Linked DNA regions of Mus musculus: regions 1 and 2 are each linked to region 3. A link is a contact called in ENCODE Hi-C or POLR2A ChIA-PET data. All regions are on one chromosome and are shown on one strand. Each heading gives the region's core, a stretch centred on a gene start or an enhancer-like site at or near the end of the contact. The rest is flanking DNA. Distances are from core to core; before and after follow the strand shown.

Evidence for each region. Hi-C counts contacts between places; a loop is a spot of excess contacts on that map. ChIA-PET counts read pairs that join two places held with the same protein, here RNA polymerase II (POLR2A).
Region 1: a loop to region 3 is called in a map of heart, with 3 times the contacts of the local background. The contact joins the promoter of Trp53inp1 here to the promoter of Dpy19l4 in region 3. A Hi-C loop is called at or near these places in 1 of 37 maps with a recorded cell type or tissue (heart). POLR2A ChIA-PET finds 5 or more read pairs at or near these places in 1 of 5 experiments (embryonic stem cell).
Region 2: a map of heart shows a loop between it and region 3 (3-fold over the local background). The contact joins the promoter of Ccne2 here to the promoter of Dpy19l4 in region 3. A Hi-C loop is called at or near these places in 1 of 37 maps with a recorded cell type or tissue (heart). POLR2A ChIA-PET finds 5 or more read pairs at or near these places in 2 of 5 experiments (Patski and embryonic stem cell).

Annotation. Positions count from the first base shown.
Region 1 is chr4:11,154,810-11,159,235 of GRCm38, reverse strand. It overlaps Trp53inp1 (transformation related protein 53 inducible nuclear protein 1), which reads right to left and starts at 2,795. Exons shown (of 4, transcript NM_021897.4): 1 at 2,689-2,795.
Region 2 is chr4:11,190,102-11,194,242 of GRCm38, reverse strand. Ccne2 (cyclin E2) reads right to left here and starts at 2,534. Exons shown (of 12, transcript NM_001282943.1): 1 at 2,428-2,534; 2 at 1,526-1,562; 3 at 1,332-1,428; 4 at 1,197-1,250; 5 at 166-317. The coding sequence starts at 1,539. It overlaps A630034I12Rik (a long non-coding RNA gene), which reads left to right and starts at 3,013. Exons shown (of 3, transcript XR_001784240.1): 1 at 3,013-3,098.
Region 3 is chr4:11,319,969-11,324,689 of GRCm38, reverse strand. Dpy19l4 (dpy-19-like 4 (C. elegans)) reads left to right here and starts at 2,553. Exons shown (of 19, transcript NM_001081201.2): 1 at 2,553-2,690. The coding sequence starts at 2,675.

The DNA.
Region 1 (4,426 bases), core at 1,546-4,045, 170 kb after region 3:
CTTTTTAATCTCCAAGATGAACAAAAGTAAGTCATAATAAGTTGAGAACATGAAGATGAATTGATTCTGTTCTACCACTCTGTCTAATCATTGTTAGCATCTGGCCCATTTTCCTTTGTTCTTTGTTTTTTGGTTTTCTTATAGGCATAATTTTTTAAAAGTCATACCTAAAATTTAACATTTTATCTTGTTTATCACATATGAGTAAAATATTTTGTGGACAGAGAAAGTAGCTGAGTTTACTTGTGGGTAAAACATTCTCCTTTGAGAACTTACAGTGGAGTGATTACTTTGTAAGATCTTGCTGGTATGCCTTTCTTGGTTTGGTTTTTGTTTTTGTTTTGAGACAGTTTCTCTGTGTAGCTTTAGCTGTCCTGGAAGTCACTCTGTAGATCAGACTGGCCACAAACTCCTGAGAGATCTGCCTGCCTTTTTAGTGCTGGGATTAAAAGCATGGGCCACCACCACCCAGCAGGCACTTTTCTCAGTTTTGAGATACATACCCAGGGAAAGATGGTGTGGACTTAACTGTTGATTTTGGAAACTTGGTCCTTCTACCACATGTGGGAATTAGTTATATATTTTTTTCTTTGAAGGATATATATGTGTGTGTGTGTGTGTGTGTGTGTGTGTGTGTGTGTACATATATATATATATATACATATATATGTACATATACATATATCTCAGAATGCTTATGGTTTGTGATAGGCAGTTGAGAGATTTATTTCTCTGACCTGTGATGAGGAAACTGAGCTCCAGAATGAAGTGAAAATAACTTGCCCAACAGCAAGTGAGCTGGTGTCTTGAGGCAGCAGTAGGGCAGGAATCCTTTCAACCTGGTGCCTTCCTTGCTTTTCCCTGCACATGACCTCAGGCTCCTTCCAGCCTGATTCTAAAAACTTCAGAGACTAGCACTTTTCAGTGGCTTTGGCTGCCAGCAGGAGGCTCCAAAAACATCTTTTAAAATTAAAAACAACAACAAAAGCACCCACAACTTTGATGAATGCAGTTTTGAAATACCAGCTGGCTAAACATACTGATGAAAAGCAACCTTAAAACGATTACTTGTGGGGCTGGAAAGCTGGCTCAGTGGTTAAGAGTGCCGACTGCTCTTCTGAAAGTCCTGAGTTCAAATCCCAGCAACCACATGGTGGCTCACAACCATCCATAATGAGATCTGATGCCCACTTCTGGTGCATCTGAAGACAGCTACAGTGTACTTGGATATAATAATAAATAAATTAAAACAAAACAAACAAACAAAAATGATTTCTTATGGGCCAGAAAGATAACTCAACATGGCAACGTGTATGGTGGCAAGCCTGATGGCTTGAGTGTGATCCCCAGAATATACATGGTGGAAGAAGAGAACCTAGCAGTTCAAAAAAACAAAGATGCTAATAAAAAGGTTTGTTCTTTTAGTCAGAAACAAGGGATGGCCTTGAACTGATTCTCCCACTGCCACCTGTTTAGTACTTGGTGGCATGGGCCACCTTTGATTCAAGTAATTTAAAAATCAATTTTGAACTACAAAAATACCAAGCCAAAAGAGTTGCCTGTGCTCCTTACACCTCTGTCTATTTAGCTAATTTACAAGGACTTACCACATCCTGTTCAGAAGTCTGAAAACAGTGAACAGAGAGCGGTTAGGTTGGTAATTCACTGCTTTGTTAACCTTAACTTTTGAAAGCAGTCGTTTCCATGAGAAATACACTAGGGAGCAGAAAGGAGTAAAAGACAAGATGAAAAACAAAAGAGACACTGGTCACAAAAATTAGTAGGCCATGGTTTCCAGCAAGGACTTTGAAAATTATAGTGGCTGAGGCTTGTACAAGCTGCCTAGTGTTTTCACACCTTACAATCACCACCAAAGATGTGATTTTTAAGATCTTGGGGGCATAGCCGGGCGTGGTGGTGCACGCCTTTAATCCCAGCACTTGGGAGGCAGAAGCAGGCAGATTTCTGAGTTCGAGGCCAGCCTGGTGTACAAAGTGAGTTCCAGGACAACCAGGGCTATACAGAGAAACCCTGTCTCGAATAAAACCAAAGGGGGGGGGGGGGGAGAAAGATCTTGGGGCATTTGTAATGATGTCGGTCCGAAGACCCAAGCTCAAAACTACTCAGCATTCTGAAAGAGCTCTTTCAGCCAGGAACTCCTTTAGTCTTTAAGGAGTTAACAGGTGGAAAGGGGTTCCCCGTTAATCTGCTCTGAACTTTTACACGGAGTAAACACACCGTGAAAGTGGAAGCAAAATGAAGGAATTGCACGTGAAATCCCTCTGCAAATAGTAAACACCGCTTCCTTTTAGTTAGCTGTGTGGCCTTAAAATTACTTTCTGTGCCTCCAAGTTTCCTCCGCTTAAATAAGCAATGTTGGGGCCTCGCAGGGCGGTCGCGACTGAAACGAAGTATTTAGAACCCACAGCAGTCTCTAGCACACCCCAAGTGCCAGCGACCAAACTGATGAGGACGGAAGCGACGGGAAGTGCTCTCCCCACAGGTGCAGGCTCGGTGATGCGCGAGGTCAGGAGGGGTCGGGCGGGTCTCCGGGTAACGGAGCAGGTTTCCCGTCACCCGCAGGTTCTCGGTGTCGCCGTGCTCGTCACGGCAGGGAGAGAGTCCGGCATGAAAGCCAGAGAGCGGGCAACCAACCGCCGCCCTCCCGCCTGTGTAGCCCGCACTTACGTGAGCCGAGCAGAGCTGCGGGTGCTGAGGTAGCTGCGGCAGGCCGGGCTCCTGCGCTGCGGTCGCTGCCCTGGCCGCCGCCGGCCCGTCCGGGTCCTTTTGTTGTTGTGCAGCTCTGGGAACAGCTGATCGGCTTCCCAGCCCCGCCCCGAGCCGCGCCAGCCGCAGGCCGACCAATCGGCTGCGCGGGGGCCTCCGGGGCCGCCCTGCGAGAGGTTGTCACTAACGCACGTGACCTGGCACTGGGCCGGCGGCGCGCCCGGGGCAGAAACAAGCCCGGGCAACAAAGCGGGAGCCGGAGAACACTCCGGGTGAGCGGGAGGAGGGGGAAGAACAGCGGCCCGGGACTGGCCGTGGTGGGAGCCGGCGGGACCGAGAGGAGAAGAGCCCGACCCCCGGAGCCGCTTCGGCTGAGTGAGGAGCCCAGAGTGTGGGTACAAGGCACTCAGCCCCCTTTTGCTGAGGGGCTGGTTAGGGATAGTAGTTGCTCCTCTGGTCAGTGTGGAGAGAAACCAATAGTCGCGATGCTGAAGGCAACCCACCGCTGGACATTGTTTTAAAAGAAGTCAGGGCCCCAAATACATGGGATGCCTGTGTCCCACTCATTCCTCACCCCTTAGACAGTAAGCCGGGGCCTAGTCTGCCTTATGAACTTGAACAGGAAGCTCTCAGGTCTTGCCCCCCAAGAGTCTGCTCTAGAAAGACAAAAGTCGGGCAGAGGAGGCCAGAACTCGGCCTAAAGGGCCTTAACTTCCGAAAAGAGGAACCCCGAGTGAAGAATTACCTCTGTTTCTTCCCAGGGGTCTGCATCTAAAGCCTTATAAGAACTGAGGAGGTTATGACCTTTTTTACAAAATGTAAACATTCACAGGACGCCTAGGTCCTCACCAGCTATTTATAGTGAGAAGAAAATGAGACACTACATTTATAAAGAGAGTCTAATCCAAAGCTCTACTGCACATACATTGGGGGATTAACTAGGAGTGACAGGAGTCATGTTGGTCCTGTCAGTTATATGGATTCTGTGGGGCTGAGATGTAATCTTCTGGCCTTGGTAGTCTCAAGAGACTCCTAGGTCTCGGATAGACCATCGAGTCACAGCCTGTTTGTCACCTAAGAAAACATCATCGGAAAACACAGATATTTACAATTCACAGTAGCAAATTATACTTATGAAATAGTAACAAAAACAGTTTTTATATTTGGGTCACCACAACATGAGAACTGTATTAAAGGGTCACAGCATTAACAAGGTTGAGAACCGCTGGGCTATACAGATGTGCGGACAAAGAAACAGGTTATAGATAAAGATGACAAATATCTGGCTTCTTCCTCGTCCTCTTGACATGAGACAAAGACCTTGTTTGTGTGCTTTTTCTCCTGTCAGCAGGGGTTCTCTTCTTGGTGATTGGTCCAGGCTAGTCCTGGACATGTTTTCCTGAAACTGTGGGCCCATCAGCTCCCTGTTGTTTAATTTACCAACCCCAAATTAGGAGAGGGGAACCCATTCCAGACCACAAAAAAACACTTAAAACACCGAGCCTTCCAGGGGAGAAATGGGTTTTGATCTCCAAGACCCTCTGCTCTCTGCAGGGAGTCAGAGAATTGGTCTGACACTCAGGTAATGATCAGTATGTGTTGATCATTTGACCATACATGCTTCAAGGGTGATCTGTGCTCAGTCTGGATTTTAGATTTTGGCAAATCAAATATTTTCTGTCAAATATTATTGCTATGT
Region 2 (4,141 bases), core at 1,285-3,784, 130 kb after region 3:
GATACATGCTTACTTTCAGTAAGTGAAGCACTAAAAGACAAACAAACCCCCCCCCCAAAATCAAGTTTCCATATTTTATATTAAAGTCAAAAGAAAATACCTGGCATTGCTTTAATTCTACCACTTTTAATGTTTAGCATAAAGTTACTAAAAAATTTTCTTTACCTTAAATCTGGCAGAGGTGAGGGATTAATAAAAAGATTTTTAAATCTGTAATTTGTAAATCTAGAGAAGTCACTTGTTCCTATTTCTTTATGGGGTGTTTCAATGATAATGCAAGGGCTGATTCCTCCAGACAGTACAGGTGGCCAACAATTCTGTCATTTCAAAACAGAAAGAGAAAAACTTGTTAGTGCATTAAGAAACCTTGGCTTTTGTTCTACAATTTCAAATGATAGCCAATTTGATGTTCGTATTTTATTTTTGTTTTGTGTTTTGTTTTTTTCGAGACAGGGTTTCTCTGTGTATCCCTGGCTGTCCTGGAACTCACTCTGTAGACCAGGCTGGCCTCTGCCTCCCAAGTGCTGGGATTAAAGGCATGCGCCACCACGCCCAGCCCTGTATTTTATTTTTAAAGCCATATAATTCATATTAGTCTTCTTAAGTTAGATAACGAAGCCTGGTAATACAAGGTAATACAATACTTAATGTACTGAAATAATAACATGCATTTTAATGTAAAGTGAAATAATTTTAAGACTAGTTCTCTGAATCTAGAAATTCTAGCAAGGATACTTTTTTAAAAAATAGCTCTTTTTAACGTGTTTTCTAATACTTGAATGTGAAAACATCAAAAAATTTAGTCAAGTGGAATCACTTAGAGAATCTTTTTGAAAGAATTACCATCTCCAAGTAAACACATAGGAAGGGATCCCAAAGCCGGGTTGCCAAACTGACAGTGATCTCACATCCTTTTTATGCCACTCATTAGCTATTAGGGCCCTCCACTGTAGTCTGAAAATGAACAAAGAGCAGTATATAGGCAGACCTAGTATACCAGCCAGCTCCAAAAGGGAGGGATTTACCAAAGGGAACCAGCTGCTTCTAAGCCATCTACACTGCAGCTGTAGGACTCAGGCTTATATGAACCTCCTTCAAGTTCACCTCTAAAGTATCAGAATCTTCCCACTATAAGGCAATAACACATGATTCCACTCTTATTCTTCCCCAGCCCACCCTGTCCAGTTCTGCATTACCCTAATCTCATACTGATGCTTCTTGGTGATCTCCTCTTTTCTTTTTTTGACATCCTGAAGAATAGAAAAGAACATGTAAACTAAGGTTTCAGCAAGGAATATTTTTCCCTTTCTCCCTCTTTTTCCTTAAATCACCTGTGCTGTTTTTCTCTTCTTGGCCTGAATTATCTGGGTTTCTTGCGGAGAGTCTGGCTGGTTGGGCTGGGCATGTTGCTTAGCTTGTAAACGGCTACTGTGATGAATTGTAGAAAGGAAGCTTAATTAGTACGTCATATATTTCAAAAGCAGCAGCTAATTTTGAAACATGTCTCCAAGACTAACACTGTTACCTGCGTCTTGACATTCTCTTCAAGGACTATGAAACCTCTAAATAGGGGAGAAGAAAAACAAAATCAAGAACATAGTCATCCATAATCTTCAAGTTCCAAATTAAAACTGATTCAGAAGTTACCAACTAACGTTACTAGAAGGTGGCCTAAACCTTTAAAAATAAAACACTGCACTATTTTCTGAAATACACTCGCTATCTCAGTAATTTTACATTCATGCTTTCATTTCCTTAACTGTACACTGGGAACGCGAGTGCGTTCAGGAATTTGCAAAGTCCCCTAGCACCCTTAGATGATCATCTGGGCCATTCATGCACTCCCCAGGACAACCAGGGTGGGAAAGGCACGTCCTGGCCTCGGCCGCCAGGCGCCTGGACGAGCCTCCAAGAGCGGGCTGTGGAGAAGCCGGTTCCGCGCCAATTTGGAGAGCGGCTGTGGCGGGGAAGCAGGGGGTGGAGGGAACCTTCTGGTGTCACGTCCTCCAGGCTCCTTTCCCTCCTTCCCAGCCCCACCCGGCGGGCAGTGTCGCTTGCAGGGGTGACGGGACCCCAATTCCAGAAGAGCAGAAGGAAAGGGGGGGGGGAATTAAAGGAGAAAACCGTGCTTAAGAATCTCTCCGTGAAGTGATCCCACCTTAATCCTCTCGCGCGGGAGACCTTCCCCAAGTGAGGATGGACAGAGAAGCTCCCAGAGAAGCTTTGCCGTGGCCTCTCATTTGGGGACACACTCCATCCCCTGCCTCTGCTTGGCCTCCTGACAAGAATCCTGACAGGGACCAACCTCGGGAACCCCTGAATTCCAGTCTCCTACTTCTTGTCCCACCCCCGCCCCCCATTTTTCCTCTCCCATGGCTCCCGCCAGACGTGGTTCCCTTAGCTCCCGCATGCCCCTGTCCCCAATACCTCCTCACCGCCAGACCCTCCACAGCTCGGCTCAGCTGGCGCCGGCGCCAACTCAATATATAGGCCGGGCCCGGACCGCCCCGCACGCATGCGCCGCAGACTGACACCTCGGCCGGCGCCTTCCCCTCCCCCACCCGCGCCCGCCCAGCTCGCCCGCGCGCGCCGCGCCCTGCCCTCAGTGCGCGCGGACGGGCTGGCGGGCGGGCGGGCGCCGAGTGGCCGTACGGCTGCCCTCCTGGACCGTGCTCCTCCGCCCCTCTCGGCGCTTCACCTGCGCGCGCCGCGGCTGCACGGCTCAGAGGCTCCTCCCCCATGCTGGTTGCCCACCACAGGCTCCCGCACGCCTTCCAGTTCGCGCCGGGCCCCCTCACGGTGGCTCTTAGATCTCGGAGTGTCAGGCTACGGTTCGGCTCCGCGTTTTGGCAGAGGCCTTGGGAGGGCTGGGGTGGGGAACCCCAAGTCTCCTCAGAGGCACGGGGAGCGGGAGCCTAGGGCCCACCCCTCCGGGAGGAGCCGGCCAATGGCAGGAGAGGACGGCAGCACAACGTGGAGCGGCCGCAGAATGTAAACACGCCGGAGCGCGCCGCCCGCCACGTGCGGAGCCGGAGCCATCCGCCGGGCGACGAGCGGGCGGCGGCGCACAGGAAGGTGCCTCAGCGCGGCCGGACGAGGTACGTGGGAGCCTTGTCCCCGCGCGCCGCCGAGCGGCCACTCCGCTCTTGCCTACGGCTCCCTCCCAGAGCCCGCGCGGGAAATATTGGCGCCGCGCGCTGCCTTTCTCCTCAGACGCCTGTTCCGGGCGCTGACCACCTCTCGGGACTCCAGCGGGCGCCCTCCCCGTCCGCACGCACGAGCGCCGAGGCTCTGGGGACCTGGCCGGAGAGCAGGACGGTCCGCACCACGTGCGCGCCCGGGCCGCGCCGCGCCGCGCCGCGCCCCGCCCCGGCCCTGCCCGGCAGCCAGCGCGCCCTGCGGAGCCCGCGCGAACTGCCTGCGCGGGAGCGCCTCCCGCCTGCGAGCGCTGCCGGGACGTGGCGGGCCGCCCCGCGCCGCTCCTAAGCCCCGGGCTCCGACTACCTCTCGGCGCCCTGCGCACCCTCAGGCCGGGCTTGCGGGTGACACGGCACACACAGTCCCGTGGCGCGACGCCGCTTGGGGAACAAAGACCACCCCCAGGCCGCGGAAGCGCAGGAAGGGCTCCCGCAGGCCGGCGGTCCCGCGCTTAGCCATCCTGGTCCGGAGTGAGCCGGTGCGAGGGCGCCAAGGACAGCGGCCGCGCGGCCCGGCCCTTCCCGAGATGCACCTGGAGGCCTCCGGCCGCGGTGGGCCTTTTGTGCCACGCTGTGGTTAAGAGCCCAGGAAGGCCCTCGTCACACTTCCCGGGTCTTCGCATGGTCCTTCACACCGGCTAAAGCTTACTTTCCCAGCTTTACACGTAGACAGGATCAGAGGAGACCCAGTGCCTTGTCTAGGCCTAAGGAGCGTTCACCCAACCCATAATTGCTTATCAAGACTGGGGGGGGGGGGGGGAGTTACCTCCCTTTGCTGGAGCTGTCGTCTTGTACAGCTTGAGATCTAACCCGTTATGGCAAGAAAGCAGAGGTGTGTTATCTGAGTGGAAGTAAAACTGATGGCCTACAGCCCCGCTCCATAGTGACTTCAAGACCAGCCTAGATTATGTGAGACACTGTCCTAAAAGTGCCAACTGGTGGCC
Region 3 (4,721 bases), core at 1,304-3,803:
TCAACTTCACTTCTGTCATATTTTAAAAGAAAAGTTCAGAAAACTGGGTGTAACGGCACATGAGTATATGAATGAGTCTTTGCCTCAAAAATAAAGGAAACATGTCAGAACTAGTGACAACTGAGACAAAACTAGCTGTTGAGTCAAGCAACAGTCTTCAGCACAGCACAGTGTGTCCTGCCAGTTTTAAAACCTGGTCACAGTTGATGGTTCCTGGTATTAACAACTTTGCCCAAGACCTTTGAGCACGTGTTAATCTCAAAGATGGAAAGAGAAGGACCACAGACTCAATTCATCATGGCCAAATTAATTAAGGCAAGCAAATAATTATTTCTTTTTTATGTGCATTGTTAATTTGACTTCATGTTTGTCTGGGAGAGGAGTTGGATCCCTGGAACTAGGGTTACAGACAGTTGTAAGCTGCCATGTGGTTGCTGGGAGTTGAACACGGGTCCTCTGGAAGAGCAGCCAGTGCTCTTAACTGCTGAGCCATCTCTCCAGCCCTTGCAAGCAAATAGTTAAAGGAAGATTTTTAAATTCATGTACACAGACCTCTTACCAAGATGTGGCTCAAGAGTTTAGCATTGAATATGAGGAAGACAAAGCTTTTTATAGTTCAGAAGTAGGGGTTTTTCAAATGGGGGATTTAGCAAGCAAAATAGGTGGGGTTACAGGAGCAGAACATCATAGCAAGCTTTTCCTAAGGGCATCCTGAAACAAAGACATGGTTGCAAGGTGAGCATAAAACTGGTAGTTATAACAAGGTAGCCATGACAACCCTTATGAAACGGAAGTAGGGTTGCAAGATGGTTAAAAAAAAAATTGAAACAAAGACATAATTATCATTCCTGGAACAGGCAGTACAAAACCATTTGTAGTTAAGGTCACAGGTTTTATGTGGAGCATAGCCTGATCCTTGAAAAACAAGTTTAATCATAAAGAGGAATGAACCTAATTTGTCATTACTGTGAGACGGCTTTTAAGCCAAAGAGGCTGATTCTTCCAAACCCACCAGAGGTCTCCTAAATGTCTAGTTTTCCCATTTCAGTTAGGCTGGGCCTTTCTGGGTTCTGTCACAGCTTCTAGTCTCAGCTAGACATCCTGTCTCAACTAGATATCCTGTCTCAGCTAGACATCCTGTGCTGGGCCTCTCCAAACCCTAGACATGAACCTAGTGTTGTGGAACATCCTTGTGGTTCCTTGGCTGTGTTGTGCAACCTAAGTGTTGAAACCCTGCCAATGGGAGCTCAAGCGCTGGGCCTCTAATTTTCTCAGCCTCCAGTATCACCAGGGTATACTCTGAGTCCAAGGCAAGGCAGAAAAAGAACTGGTGGCTCTGGCTGAACTCCCAATTAACCAGAAACAAGTGCTCTAACCCCCCCCCCCCCGTCCCTCCTGAATGTAGGATTGGACCCCCAATATCACTAGATCAGGATCCCACAGAATCAGAACAGATCCAGAAACCAGGCATTATAGGAAAAAAAATTAGGAGTTTCTGTGAATTACTATAGGAGGCCTACATAAGAAAGGAAGGAAAGAAGGAAGGAAGGAAAGAAGGAAGGAAGGAAAGAAGGAAGGAAGAAAGAAAAAGAAAGAAAGAAAGAAAGAAAGAAAGAAAGAGAAAGAAAGACAGACAGACAGCTATCCTTTTTTTGAAGTGGCTGTTCACTCATGCTTTTGGGCCAACTGAAGGCGTGCCACAGTGTTCTCAGTATGAGTCATGCACTGCACAACAAAATTAAACTGCATTCTATTGTTATGAAATAATCTCTATACATTCCTCATAGCAGACTATAAAGTACTATTGTGCTTTCTTCCAGAATATTGACATGAGCAAACATTTTGTTCAAGGCAGTTTTCGTGATTGACACGTTGCTCTCTCTTGTGTTTCCTTTTTTATATGATAATAACTTAATTTGCTTATGTAGCTGAGGTTGGCCTTGATAATGAACCTCCTTCCTCTACTTGTCACGGTCTGGGATTACAATAGGGAATAACCTGGTACAAACTTTTTTGTAGCCGCCAAGTGTCTACTAAACCAAACTGTGTATCACTCTTGCCATTGCAGCAGTAGGGAACCTGAGGCAAGTTGAGAGCAGCCTTGGCCATATAGAGAGATCCAGTCTCAAAAACAAACAAGCAAACAAACAAACATCTACTAATCCAAAGGACCTGCCTAGAACGTCTTGCCTGGCTTTGAAATCATCGTAACAAGTCCAGGACTCGTTGCTCTGCAGTTGAAACTCCGTTTTCTGTTTGAAAAATCGGCCGGACATAGGGACTGGATCTGGCCTACAGTCTATGACTTTCTGAGACGGATCCCAGCGTCACGAAAAGCTTGCTCTGGCTCCTGCTTTCCTGTGAGGCTCAGCAAGGAGCGAGGGCGGCGGCGGGGACTCGCTCCTCCCAGGAGCATTGCCATCCCGTGGCCATCGTGGGCATGGCTGAGGCGCTCTAGCGAAACGCTCCGGCCGGGCCCCGCTCCCTGCACTCTGGTTCCCGGAGCGCCTTGGAGGGACCCAGTTGGCGGAGACACCAGAGGGGGGCGGGTCAGGAAGTGGGGGCGCGGCAGCCGGGAGCTGGCCGGGGCGGCCGCGGGGTTTGGATACTCGGAGGTTTGGGAGACTCCGGGCTGCTCGGGAGCCGTAGGGCCACTCGGGTCTCCGCGGAGACGATGGCAAAGGAAGAAGGTGAAGGCTCCGGCGTGTAGCGCGCCAACTGCCGCGGCGGGCTCGGGAGAGGGGCCGGGCCTGACTGCTGGCTGCGGGCCGCGGGGAGCAGGGCGGGCGGGGGCGCGCGCCCCCGAGTTTGCAGTGGAACCGGGCGCGAGCCGAGAAAATGGCCCAAAGTTTCGTCTCCCGAAATAGGACGCAGAAGTGGAACTTAAAGTCAGGAGTCTCGGAAAGGAAGCTGTTGTTGGGTGGCGGGGCTGCGGGTCCGGAGTTGCTCCGCAGTGGAAAGCAGGACGAGCTTGGGTGGGTTCTGGTCCAGGCTGGAAGCTTTGGGTGCAGAATGGGAGGGATCGCACCCCTCGCGGGAAACTGAGGCTGGGATCTGGGATGGACGCGCAGAACCTGACGGAGTTCACTTGTGCTCTAATGGATAACAAATGCCAAAGGGCAGGGGCATGTAAGTGGTTTTAGGGGAGGAGGAGGTCAGTTTTAGGGTTAAAACTAATGGACTGGAGAGAGCTCTGCACGCTCCTCAGGGTCAGTGCCAAGGGAATTTATTGTTTAGCCAGCAATATTTATCCATAGAGGATTTGGACAGTGAGCAAAAGATAGGAAGCGGCAAAAAACTTAGCAGTGTACGATACATAGTGTAAAAAAGTATTGGTGGCATAGTAACTTCATGGGATGTGTATGCACGATTGAGCTCTTGGACTTCATTCGCTCGGATGAACAGTTACATGTTTCATTCTGCTGGAAAGCAGTTTTTATCTTACTGAGTGGAGTTGTGAATGCGACCGTTAGTTATCTGGTTTAGATTTAAGCCGTTGAACCAAGGAGACAAGAAGGGAGTTTGAAGAATTCAATGGAAAGCCATTTTTCAAAAGACTATTAGAAGTACATGCTGACTGGGACTAGATGTCCTGTCCCTGAGGTCATGATTCAGCCATTCCTCCTCTTCCTGCAGCTCTTCGTGTTAAATTTCATGCACATTTAAGATACTACCTAAAACCAGCCTCAAAACAGGTTGCTGGTAAGGAAGAATGTAATTCCTCTTTTTTCTTTAGCTATAGCTATATCTGTGTTTGCAATGTGTTATCATTTGACAAAGATTTTTTTTAAACTTTATTTTTGTGATTAGTTACAAATCTGTGTGGGTAGGTTGATAAACCAGTTTGTCTTTGTGAGCACATTAATACTTAACACAGGAGAAAAATCGCACAGTGCCACTAAAACTTGATATTGTAAATATGCAGAAATTGCATTTAAGATGGAATTATTATACTTAATAACTATGATGTGGACCTTTTTAAAAGGCTATATCATTTTGTAAAAGTAGTTGACTATAAACTGTTAAATGATTTTTGGTTATAGAATTACAGGTAATCTAAAAACATGTGTTTTATTCAGGACAATTACTGGGTGGCAGTTTTATTAAAATAATGGGTCCTTTCAACAAATATTTAATTCCTTGGCTAAGTCTCTATTCTTTTGGGTGCTGGGATATAATAGTCAACAAAGTATAAATATTTATTGTAATGATGTTTGTGATGATAATATTTACAGCAAACACGTCCCGTGTCAGGAATTTCCCCGAATCCCTTCTGTTTACATATCGTGTATTTATTATGTTAAAATTAGGCCAGTCTCTATATTCTTGTTTGAATTCAGGTCAGGTACAGTTTATAGCTTTTGGCTTATTCTCAGGTCCTTCAGGAGCCTCTTTGTTGTCCAGCTGTCCCTGGAAGTAAATGTTCTTCCAGACGCCTCTCCTGTACTGTGTGTGCAATGGTGCTTGCATTGATGCTTCCTGAAACAGACACAGGCTTTGAGGAGAACAGTGTTAACATTTCTCTTGGACCCTTTCTAGTCTACATGGACATCTGGAAGCCTGTTTGTAGCTCTGTTGGCTCATGTGCCTATGATGGGACTAGAGATTGAAGTAGCAAGGTTATTCTTGTGGATATGTAGTCATCATTTAGTTTGGCTTTTTCCTTCTCTTCTCTCTCTCTCTTTCTCTCGCTCGCTTTCATTTCCTTTGGTTTTTTGAGA